3 separate regions of the Homo sapiens genome follow, and all the other regions are linked to region 2. Evidence: chromatin contacts called from ENCODE Hi-C or POLR2A ChIA-PET data. All regions are on one chromosome and are shown on one strand. Each heading gives the region's core, a stretch centred on a gene start or an enhancer-like site at or near the end of the contact. The rest is flanking DNA. Distances are from core to core; before and after follow the strand shown.

Region 1 (3,242 bases), core at 285-2,784, 1.0 Mb before region 2:
CAGGATGGTGAGTTGAATTGGGTATTGGCAGTGCAGGTGGAGGGGTGTCAGATTTGCTATATTTAGGAGAGAGAAGCAAGAGAATTTGAAAATTGGTTATGGCAGCTGTGAGAAATGGAGTGTTGAAGATGGTGCTCCAGGATTCCGACTTGGGTGCACAGGTGGCTGGTGGTACATTTAGTAAGATGGGGAAGATGGAGTTCAGGTTTAAGGGGAAGATGAAGACTGAAGTCCTGGCCGTTATGAGTTTGAAGCCCTATGAGCCATCTACGCGGAGAGAGCTGTATACGCTCTTGGATGTGTGTTTAGCGGCCAGGCTGGGGTGGAGAGGTACATGTGGGAGTTGAGGCTTGTATCTGTGGACCCACAGAGAAGGGAGCCAAGCCCTGCCCCAAGGAGCCCTCATGTTTGCAGGTCCTGCCTGCTTCAAATGTTACTGGTGATAACCTACATGTCACATTTGACAGGGCTTCCAAACTAAGCCATCTAAGAAAGGTCTTATGATTCATGGCTTAGATCCTGTCCCTGAGTAAAAAATCTTACTGTGAGTCCTTCAAATCCTTTTGTCAGTTCCTCAAACTGCTGATGTACTGATTAGTATGTAAAATACTGACATTGAAAAGAACACTGACTTGTTTCTGAATCATATAAACTTTGATTTTCTTGTGCACAAAACATTTTAGCCTGTATGTTGTCATCTGCAGCCAGTGACTGTAACCTGTGTACCATACCCTCCGATGAAAAAAATCCCACCTCTGATATAAGGGGTCCTCCTCCCTTTTCCTAAACTTTCTTCTAAAACCCTTCCAACGTGTAACAAATTTTGAAACATGCCCAACTTTGCTGGTAAGTCTTCTTGGGTGGATCCTCACATTTAGCTTCCAATAAATCAAATTATTTCTACTTCAACAGCCTTAATTTCCGTGGACACTGGTCAGAGTATTTCCTCCTGTCTTTCCATCATCCACTTCCTATGAGCTGTTCAGAAGCAGCTCTCTGCAGCCCCAACACCCACCTACCTGCAGGCCCCCCTCTCTCTGCTGGCTCCCGGAACAAGGCTCTGATTGGGATGGCAGAGGAAAGAGAAACGGGACCAGCAGCGCTACTCAGGCCTCGAAACTCCACACTCACTACCGTTTCCGCGCCACCCTCTCACGCGGAGCTCCTGGAAGGGTCCAGCGCTCCCTCTGCAAGGCACCGTCGGTCTACACCGCTCGATTGGCCTTTTATGGCACTGACTGTTCTTTGAAGCTTTTGCAGCTCCTTCTAACCCGATTTCACCGTGTTGGAAATGTTGGGGGTGGGGCGTAAAGGGGGCCATCCCATCCACAGAAAGAGTCGCTTGCAGAAATGATTTTAAAACTCCCGGGTGCCAGGACGTGAGGAGAATCCGGCAGGGAGGGACGGGAGAATTTCCAAAGGTGCCGCTCAGTGGGAAAATCCCTTTGTCAGAGAGTGGCCCGAGGGGCGCGGAATGCAGCCGCGCCCACCCCGCCCCGCGTCACCGCGTCTTCCGGAAGCTCCACGCCCCTGGGTACTTGGTTTCCCCGCATGGTTCCGGAAGAGCGCGGCGCAGCTGGCTGTGAGCGCAGGGCTATCCCGGCGGCCGCTTCGGCAGCCAGGGCGGCGCGGAGGGGCAGGGCCAGAGGGAAGCGCTTTGTTCCGCGCGTGGTTCCCGCGCCTGGGGGTGCGCGGGAGAGGCGCGAATCCGAGTGCCGCGCGCGGCCCGGGGACTTGCACGGGCGTGCGGGGTGGAACCGCAGGAAGCGGAGCTCTCGGGTTCCCGCCCCGCCCCGCCCCGCCGGCGGCGGAGGCAGCGAGCGCGAGAGCCCAGCGGAGTCGCTGGGAGCCTGAGGCACCGAGACACAAAGGCAGGCGGGATGCGGGAGCAGGCAAAGGGAAAGCGAAAGCCGCGCGCCCGGCCGGTGACTGGGTGAAGGCGCCGCGCAGCTTTCCCGACGCCGGCTGTACCCGGACCTCCTGGTCGAGCCTGGCGCGCCGCAGCCATGGCCATCGCTCAACTGGCCACGGAGTACGTGTTCTCGGATTTCTTGCTGAAGGAGCCCACGGAGCCCAAGTTCAAGGGGCTGCGACTGGAGCTGGCTGTGGACAAGATGGTCACGTGCATTGCGGTGGGGCTGCCCCTGCTGCTCATCTCGCTGGCCTTCGCGCAGGAGATCTCGATTGGTAAGCCTCGCCCAGGACGGAGGGGAGTGGCCGCCCCGGTCTGGCCCGGTGAGCTGCGATTTTACGGCTCACAGGCCCGAGTCTGGGTACGCCCAGCTGTGATGGTCGTGAGCGTCAGGAAGGGCAGTGGCCCCAGTTTTATGGTCCAAAGCGTTCTTTGCCCAGGTGTTTCATTGGTACCCTGGTCTACTCTGCTCGCATCCCTACTCCTCAGTTCTTTTGTTCCTCATGCCCCTCTGATCGGACTGTGGCTTATAGTTTATGTTCCACCCTTAGAACTGGCACCTTGCCACCAGATTTGCCAAGAATAGCTGTGTCCCCGTTTTTCACCCCTGTCTCCTACATATTTGTCCAGCCGCCTAAAATTTTACACCAGAGAAGTTCCTGAGTGGCTACATGGAGGATGTGAAGACCGGTGCTCCATGAGAAGTGTGTTCTTTCAGTGTCTTACATATAATTGGTATTTGCTGAGATCTTAGCTCTCTAGGGTTGTGAATGATAGGAAATATCTGCACTTGGCAGGCATTAGAGGGATCCTCAACTTGGACGGTCTTACAAATGTGAGATGAACAAGTCCCCTTCCTGTAAATTATCATTTGAGCTTCATAACAGTTGTGTGAGATTGGAAAGTCTGGTGGTTTGGGCAGGATCACGTGGCTACGTGCCTTACCTTCCTCATCAGCTGTTCTGACTCTCCACACAGGAGAGAGTGTTTATGAACCAACAGGAAGGTAGCGCAGGAGGGTTAAATACAGTTCTGTGGCAGGGGAAGAGAGAGGACCCAGTGCGGCTGGACTTTGGGAAAACTTTTGTCAGAGGGTGGGTGGGATTTGGACAAGAAGGAGTAAGACCTTTGTTAAGGTTTTGAGATGGCAGAGAATGTTATATGTTCCTGGAAAGAGAGACACAGTGACTCTCCTAGCCAAGGCAGGAGGATAAGTCAGAGTTCCTGGAGTCTGAGAGTGAATATGGGCCTGGGTCAGCCTGGAACAGAAGAGTGTAGGCTGATGGTTTCAGAACTGTGAAGTTATTGTTTGAGCAGAGGACAGACTGGT
Region 2 (3,468 bases), core at 93-2,592:
GTTACAGGTTGGGCTCCCCAGGAATCAGTCTCTGAGATGACAGTAGCATGCAGGAAGTTAGCAAAAAAGTGCTCAAGGGGAACACACGTGGGGAAGGGGAAAACTCAGGATTAGGCAAAGGAGAAGGTGGGCAGGTAGAACTAGAGCCAAGCAAATGCCAGCCAGCCTTTTTGGAGGGTTTGGGTGGATAACGGACAATGTCAAAAACAGCATTAATTTTCAATCCTGGGTGGTGGAAAGACTATATATATGTATGTATATATGTATGTATGTATGTATGTGTATGTGTGTATGTATGTGTGTATGTATGTGTGTGTATGTATGTATGTATGTATGTATATGTATGTGTGTATGTGTGTGTGTGTATGTATGTATGTATGTGTGTATGTATGTATGTGTAATTTCTCTATGTCAGACACTGCTGGGTTTGTGCTCCCCTCTATAATCTACTGATTGTGGGACTTCACACGAGGTACAAAACATAAGTGACCTAATAAGCCCTCTAGACAGGGCTTCAGGGAGGAGCCAAGGCTGGCACATAGTCAGAGGGCAGGAAAAGTTCCACTCCCTCCGTGTGATTAGGAGGGCTGCTTTGTTTTCTTCCCAGGCAGAGACCTCAAAGAAAAGTGTGACTTGTGGCAATCATTGGAATGCTCTAACGGGAGGGAGCCCTAAGCTAAGGGGAGGGGCTGTATCAGCCCCGGGAGGGCGAGGGACAAAGGGGCATTGTTTCCCTGGAGGGCAGGCTGGGGCAAGGCTGACTCCACTGCCGGCCTGGGCGTGGGCAGGTTTGCTCCCGGGAGGAGAAGGCCTCCATCCTGGCCCACAATAGCCAACCCAAAACAGTTCTGGCAAAATTAAAAGACGCAGGAAAATGCCAGCGACCGTTTATTTTCTCCTAGGGTAGATGGGGGAGAAAGCAGCTCCTTTTTCTGGGCTGAATGGAGTCTCAGGGAGGGGGCTAGGTGACAGCATCGCCCTTTCCTCTCCGGCTATTGCGCACCTTCTGGAGCCTCGCTCAGCCTGCTCCCTCCGGCGTAATACGCCAATGCTGCTACCCACAACGCACAGACCAGAAACCAGGATAGACAGAAGCCTAGAATGGCCTGGCATCGAGCAGGCCCAGCGCAAACGCAAGGTCTCTTCCTCTCCTTTCGGTGAACCCCACGCCCAGTCCCGAGAGAGAGAGCGGATGCTCATTTCCGAAAGCTGGCAATCCTGCAGTGGCCACTGGAAAAATACATATACGTGTGTGTGTGTGTGTGTGTGTGTGTGTGTGTGTGTGTGCGCGCGCGCGCACACAGTGCATATCGTGCCCATCTACAAGGAAACCTGGAGGCTCCACAAACAACTTTGAGTCCCGGGAGGGCGGAGGTGGAGAGAGATTCTCCGCTTGGATAAGGGCGGCTGGATAGCCGAGTACTCTCTTTTGGGGCTGTTGGCCGTCTCCGGAGTCTCGGGAGCGCCTTGATGTCCCTTCCCAGGGCTCGGGTTCCTTTGAGAGAATCAAGAGGAAGGTGTTTTTCACTAGGACTCGCGGTGGGCCCCACCTGCCTACCGTGGCCGGCCGGGAGCTATTACAGCAGGGTCTGCCCGTCCGACGACGGCGGCTCCAATCTGGGGTCCCGCCGGCGCCGACCCCTCAGCTCTCTCCCGATACCTGCTGGCCTCTCTCATCTTTGGTGGCACTCGCCGCCACGGGGACGGTGAGATCAAAGAGGTAGACCTAGGCCAGGAGGGACTGCCAGGGCTCCTTCCCGCGGGCCAGCCTCTCGTCCTTCCTCCCGGGACGGGGCTCTTTCCCTTTCTCCGGATGCGGGCCTTTGAGAGTCAGCGACGCCTTAGACTCCTCCCAGAAAAATGCACCCTCATCTACCCAATTCTGCCCTACCCTTTGGAGCTCCTGGACCCTCTAACCGCTCGGTGGGGTCAGAGCCCACCCCCGGAAGGGCCGCTGGTCGGGGACTGGTTCGCCCTCTCCTGGCCTCCTCGGACCAGTGCGCGGGGAGGATCCCGCTAACGCCGGGCGCCTGCAGACCTTGAGCGGCCTCGCCCTGGTGACCTCCCCGGGAAAGGCTGGGCGGTGCTTCCACAATGAGGGCCACCTGTTAATTTGCACGAGAAAGTGCTGCCGAGGGCCCACACGTGCGAATCCACCTGTGGAGTGCGTCCCCTCTCTGGGGCCAAGGCCTAGGGGAGGCCGAAGCGGAGAAGTTGCCTGAAGACTGGGAAGTAAGAGTAGGGGCGTCGGAGGAATCGAAGTTGCAGTGACATCAGGCTCGGACAGCCGGCGGACTCCTCGCAAGGTGATCGGATACTTCCGAGAGCCCCACAGTCCTCCTGGGCCTTTGCCCTCGCGTCTGGGATGCGCTCGGGCGCCCCCAGTCTGCGATGCGTTCGTACCTCCAGTAGGGTGACGTTTTCGCCGGGCCCCTCTGCGAACAGTCTCCGCCCTCCTCCACTGTGAGATATTTCACAGTTTCACCCGCAGAGGGCAACCTTATTCCAAGTTCCCGAGCGCCCTAGGCCTCTTTCTCCTCCCTGCCTAACTGGTGAGGTGGGACTTCAATGCCTTTTAGGTTTACAGTCTTTTCCTCCCCACGGCTTCTCTTTCCTCCCCGTCTCAGGCACTGGGCATTTCCAGTCGATCCAGCAGGTCTGGCTTCTCTCACATATGCAGTAAGGGTTAGGGGAGAAGGTCCCAGCTCCTCTTGTCTCTAGCAGAGTGTAAACTGGCTCTGCTGAGGAGGTGGCTGTGCTTTTATTCCTTCTCCTGAGAACTGTTTATATATTAAGGAGCTTCACAGCCTCCAACATAAGGAAAGCAGGTAGGAACTGATCATATAACGCTTTGTAAATGTTTTAGACTTTGGCTTTAATGGGAAAGAAATGGGGAGCCATTCGTGGGTTTTTGAGCAGCAGGTGGACATTGCTTTTCATAATGACCACGCCAGCTGCTGTTTGGAGAATAGACTGTAGGGGTCACTGCGCAAATTGGAGGCCGCGATCCAGGTGAGAACCAGGTGAAACAGAGCTCGGGCCATGGAGTGGCGCTGGAGGTAAGGAGAAACACTCAGACTCTGGGTATGTTTTTTGAAAGTAGGATAAAAGGCCGGGCGCGGTGGCTCACGCCTGTAATCCCAGCACTTTGGGAGGCCAAGGTGAGCGGATCAAGAGGTCAGGAGATCGAGACCATCCTGGCTAACACGGTGAAACCCCGTCTCTACTAAAAAAAAAAAAAAAAAAAAATTAGCAGGGAGTGGTGGCAGGTGCCCGTAGTCCCAGCTACTCGGGAGGCTGTGGCAGGAGAATGGTGTGAACCTGGGAGGCAGAGCTTGCAGTGAGCCGAGATGGCGCCACGGCACTCCAGCCTGGGCGACAGAGCGAGACTCTGTCTCAGTCAATCAATCAATCAATAAAAATACAAAACATTAGCTGGGTGTGATGGTGTGCACCCTTAATCCCACC
Region 3 (3,088 bases), core at 92-2,591, 1.1 Mb after region 2:
CAGCTACTCGGGAGGCTGAGGCAGGAGAATGACATGAACCCAGGAGGCGGAGCTTGCAGTGAGCCGAGATGGCACCACTGCACTCCACCCTGGGCAACAGAGTGAGACTCCGTCTCAAAAAAAAAAAAAGAAAAACAACATATTGGTGCGATTCTGAGCTTCACTGACAAAGTGAAATTGACTACCTCTCTAACTGATTAACTATATCTCAATTTCAAATACTGACCACAAAGGTAGAATCTAATTATGAACTGACATATTAAGACCTAGGTGCTTAAATGGTAGGATGTACTTATTCTAGGCTTCCTGTGCTATGACAGGCTTTTACTCTTATGTGGTTAGGTATGTTTCCAGGGACATGCCTCGGTGAATATCACACATGGAAATGTGGTTAATAATGAGCCCCTTCTGTGATGGAATTATTATTCAAGGTATATAAATTTAGAAATACGTGAGGCTTAATAAAACATAACGTTATTGAGAAGTAAATCTCCCATTGAGCAAATCATACATTATTTCACATAATAGGTCCACAGATATTTTTAAGAGAGTGAATGAAAGGCCATGTAGCCTGCTGAGGAACAGTATGTCCCTAATGTATAGTTTTATATATGTGTAAAACCTAGGAGAAAATAAAGCAGATTTCCTTGCAGAGGTAGCAAAATTGTCAGCTACTTGGACTTTCAGGGAAAATACACAGTATTTGAAGAAAACAATAGTGGAGTCAGTGCCAAGCTGATGAGTAAAGTACAGAAACACATTATAATGGAGATGAGCTGGTTTAAATAAGCCCTAAGACAATCAAAAAATTATGTCTCCACTAAACAAAATTTCTATCCCACATATTAAGACTGTGACACAAATAGACAAAAGAGAGGAAATACATGATTATAGATGCTTAATTCGGCCAACACAAACACAGCATATCCATTTCAACACTGTGTGGAATTATTCAGCTTCTAGCTAGGGGAAAAAAGAAAAAAAGCATCAGGAAAAACAAAAACAAAAACAAAATCAAAATCCTTTCCTACAGTTCCCTCAAGGCAACCAGAAAGTGAAACTTAATTAAACAAGTGAAATGTAATTACCTAATGCTTACCGCACATGGTGCTGATTTTCACTTCACATTCTAGGTTCATTATTAACGGGCTGGTGCTGCCCAGAGGTAGGAATAAAAATTCTATGTAGGGGTAACCATTGGCAGGGAGCAAGAGAAGGAAAGTGCTACCTGTTCTGACCTCCCTACAGGGGCTCAATTCCTCCAGTCACTAGTTTCAGCTAGTCACACTTCAGGCTGAGACTGTGAGTAGAGTCTAATTATGGGAGGGCTGTCCCTCAAGCATGGTGGGAGGTAACCCCACTCTCTGGAGGAAGCTGAATCTGAATCTGGGGTTTTTTACACCTCTCAGGACCTCACTGTGATTGCTCACTCAGCCCACTTGCTATTTTCATGCACTGTTTAGAACAACTCAGCAGTTTCTTTTATAGGAAGAGGCATTTGACATAAGGCACCTGTTGAAACAATTTGAAATGTGATTTCATCATGACTCTGGAAACATGGAGATGGCTTTCTTTTGTTGACAGGTACATACATTCAGAACCAGAAGGATGCCATCTCTGCTCTCTATGATTTCATTTTATTATGAAGTTTGATGCTATAATGGTATTTGGATATCTTTATTTAACTTTGTATTTCCCTTTCTACCATAGCATCTTTAAGCATACATCTTAAAAAGTAGGCTGGGTGCACTGACTCATACCTGTAATCCCAGCACTTTGGAAGGCTGAGGAGGGAGAGTCACTTGAGTCCAGGAGTTCGAGAGCAGCCTGGGCAACATAGCAAGACCCTGGTCTTGACAAAAAATAAAATAAAAATTTCAAAATTAGCCAGGTATGGTGGTGTACTCCTGTAGTCCTAGCTACTCCAGAGGCTGAAGTGAGAGGATGGCTTGAGCCCAGGAGTTTGAGGTTACAGTGAGTTATGATCACACCACTCCAGCCTGGTGAGAGAGGGAGACCCTGTCTCAAAGCAAAAAAGTAAGTAAATATTTTTCCTACCTATGTGGCTTCCAAGGAACAAACATTTGAAAAATCAAAAACCCTACTTACAAGGAAAATTGGTATATGATATGGTTTGGCTGTGTCCCCACCCAAATTGCATCTTGAATTGTAGTTCCCCTAATTCCTATCTGTCATGGGAGGGACCCAGTGGGAGGTAATTGAATCATAGGGGTGAGTCTTTCCCATGCTGTTCTCGTGATAGTTAATAAGTCTCACGAGATCTGATGGTTTTATAAAGGGGAGTTCCCCTGCACACGATCTGTTGTCTGCCGCCATGTAAGATGTGACTTTGCTCCTCATTTGCCTTCTGCCATAACTGTAAGGCCTCCCTCACTATGCAGAACTGTGAGTCAATTAAAACTCTTTCCTTTATAAATTACCCAGTCTTAAGTATGTCTTTATTGGCAGCAAGAGAAGAGATTAATACAGTATATACATCAAGCAAACACTAAATTGCTCGAATAAATGCATATTTGGATTAGAATAAATCTCTAAAACTGAGAAACATACTCAGAAAGTTATGAAACAATATAATGTTGGCATCATAATCCACTTCATTCATATACCATGGAAATGACTTGGTTATTTTTATTGGAACTGCTAGAGGGAATCAAATATGCACAGACTTTTGAGAAATTTCAAGTTGCCTGTTATTGAAGATGATTAAGACGGATGACTTCATGGTGGGCATACTGCATCAGGTAAGGGATTGAACTAGGTTTCCTCTTAGCTCTTTTCCAAAGTGTCTATGGTTCTGTGAATCTGGTGAGATTTCTATGGTAGAAAGTCACATGAATCATCATTGTAGGTTTATGCTTCAGCTCTCCATTCAGCCTAAATAGCTATTGTATGTTATGTTCCTGAGAAGGTATTAACATGGTTGTTACTGAAGGGACCAAGGCTATTTCCTTCTGTTTCCTTCCACTCACTTTGGCATGTCCTAGTAAGTATATATATAATCCATTAAAAACCTCTTTTTGCTTTATTTTTTGAGGTACATTCTTTTTATTTTGGGGGGAAATGTCTT

The links. A loop is a pair of places that touch in the nucleus more often than their neighbours do. ChIA-PET counts read pairs that join two places held with the same protein, here RNA polymerase II (POLR2A). Pooled maps may share reads with other maps.
Region 1: a pooled map shows a loop between it and region 2 (4-fold over the local background). The contact joins the promoter of PANX1 here to the promoter of LNCRNA-IUR in region 2. A Hi-C loop is called at or near these places in 5 of 50 pooled maps. POLR2A ChIA-PET finds 5 or more read pairs at or near these places in 2 of 52 experiments (Caco-2 and activated CD4-positive, alpha-beta T cell).
Region 3: a loop to region 2 is called in a pooled map, with 5 times the contacts of the local background. The contact joins the enhancer-like site here to the promoter of LNCRNA-IUR in region 2. A Hi-C loop is called at or near these places in 1 of 168 maps with a recorded cell type or tissue (naive thymus-derived CD4-positive, alpha-beta T cell), 1 of 37 single-sample maps with no recorded cell type and 6 of 50 pooled maps.

The regions. Positions count from the first base shown.
Region 1 is chr11:94,127,307-94,130,548 of GRCh38, forward strand. PANX1 (pannexin 1) reads left to right here and starts at 1,535. Exons shown (of 5, transcript NM_015368.4): 1 at 1,535-2,187. The coding sequence starts at 2,007. RefSeq lists enhancers at 1,468-1,527, 1,848-2,107 and a silencer at 1,758-1,827.
Region 2 is chr11:95,149,197-95,152,664 of GRCh38, forward strand. LNCRNA-IUR (lncRNA imatinib upregulated) reads left to right here and starts at 1,343. Exons shown (of 3, transcript NR_110303.1): 1 at 1,343-2,552. RefSeq lists enhancers at 1,129-1,670, 1,671-2,212, 1,813-1,942 and a silencer at 2,463-2,572.
Region 3 is chr11:96,266,455-96,269,542 of GRCh38, forward strand. The region is part of intron 1 of MAML2 (mastermind like transcriptional coactivator 2); the gene reads right to left. Among named protein-coding and RNA genes, the nearest start is that of MIR1260B, 73 kb to the right of the region's middle. Within about 2 kb of position 1,342, at least 7 of the 41 ENCODE cell types and tissues checked have a DNase peak (open chromatin) inside an H3K27ac peak, as active enhancers do.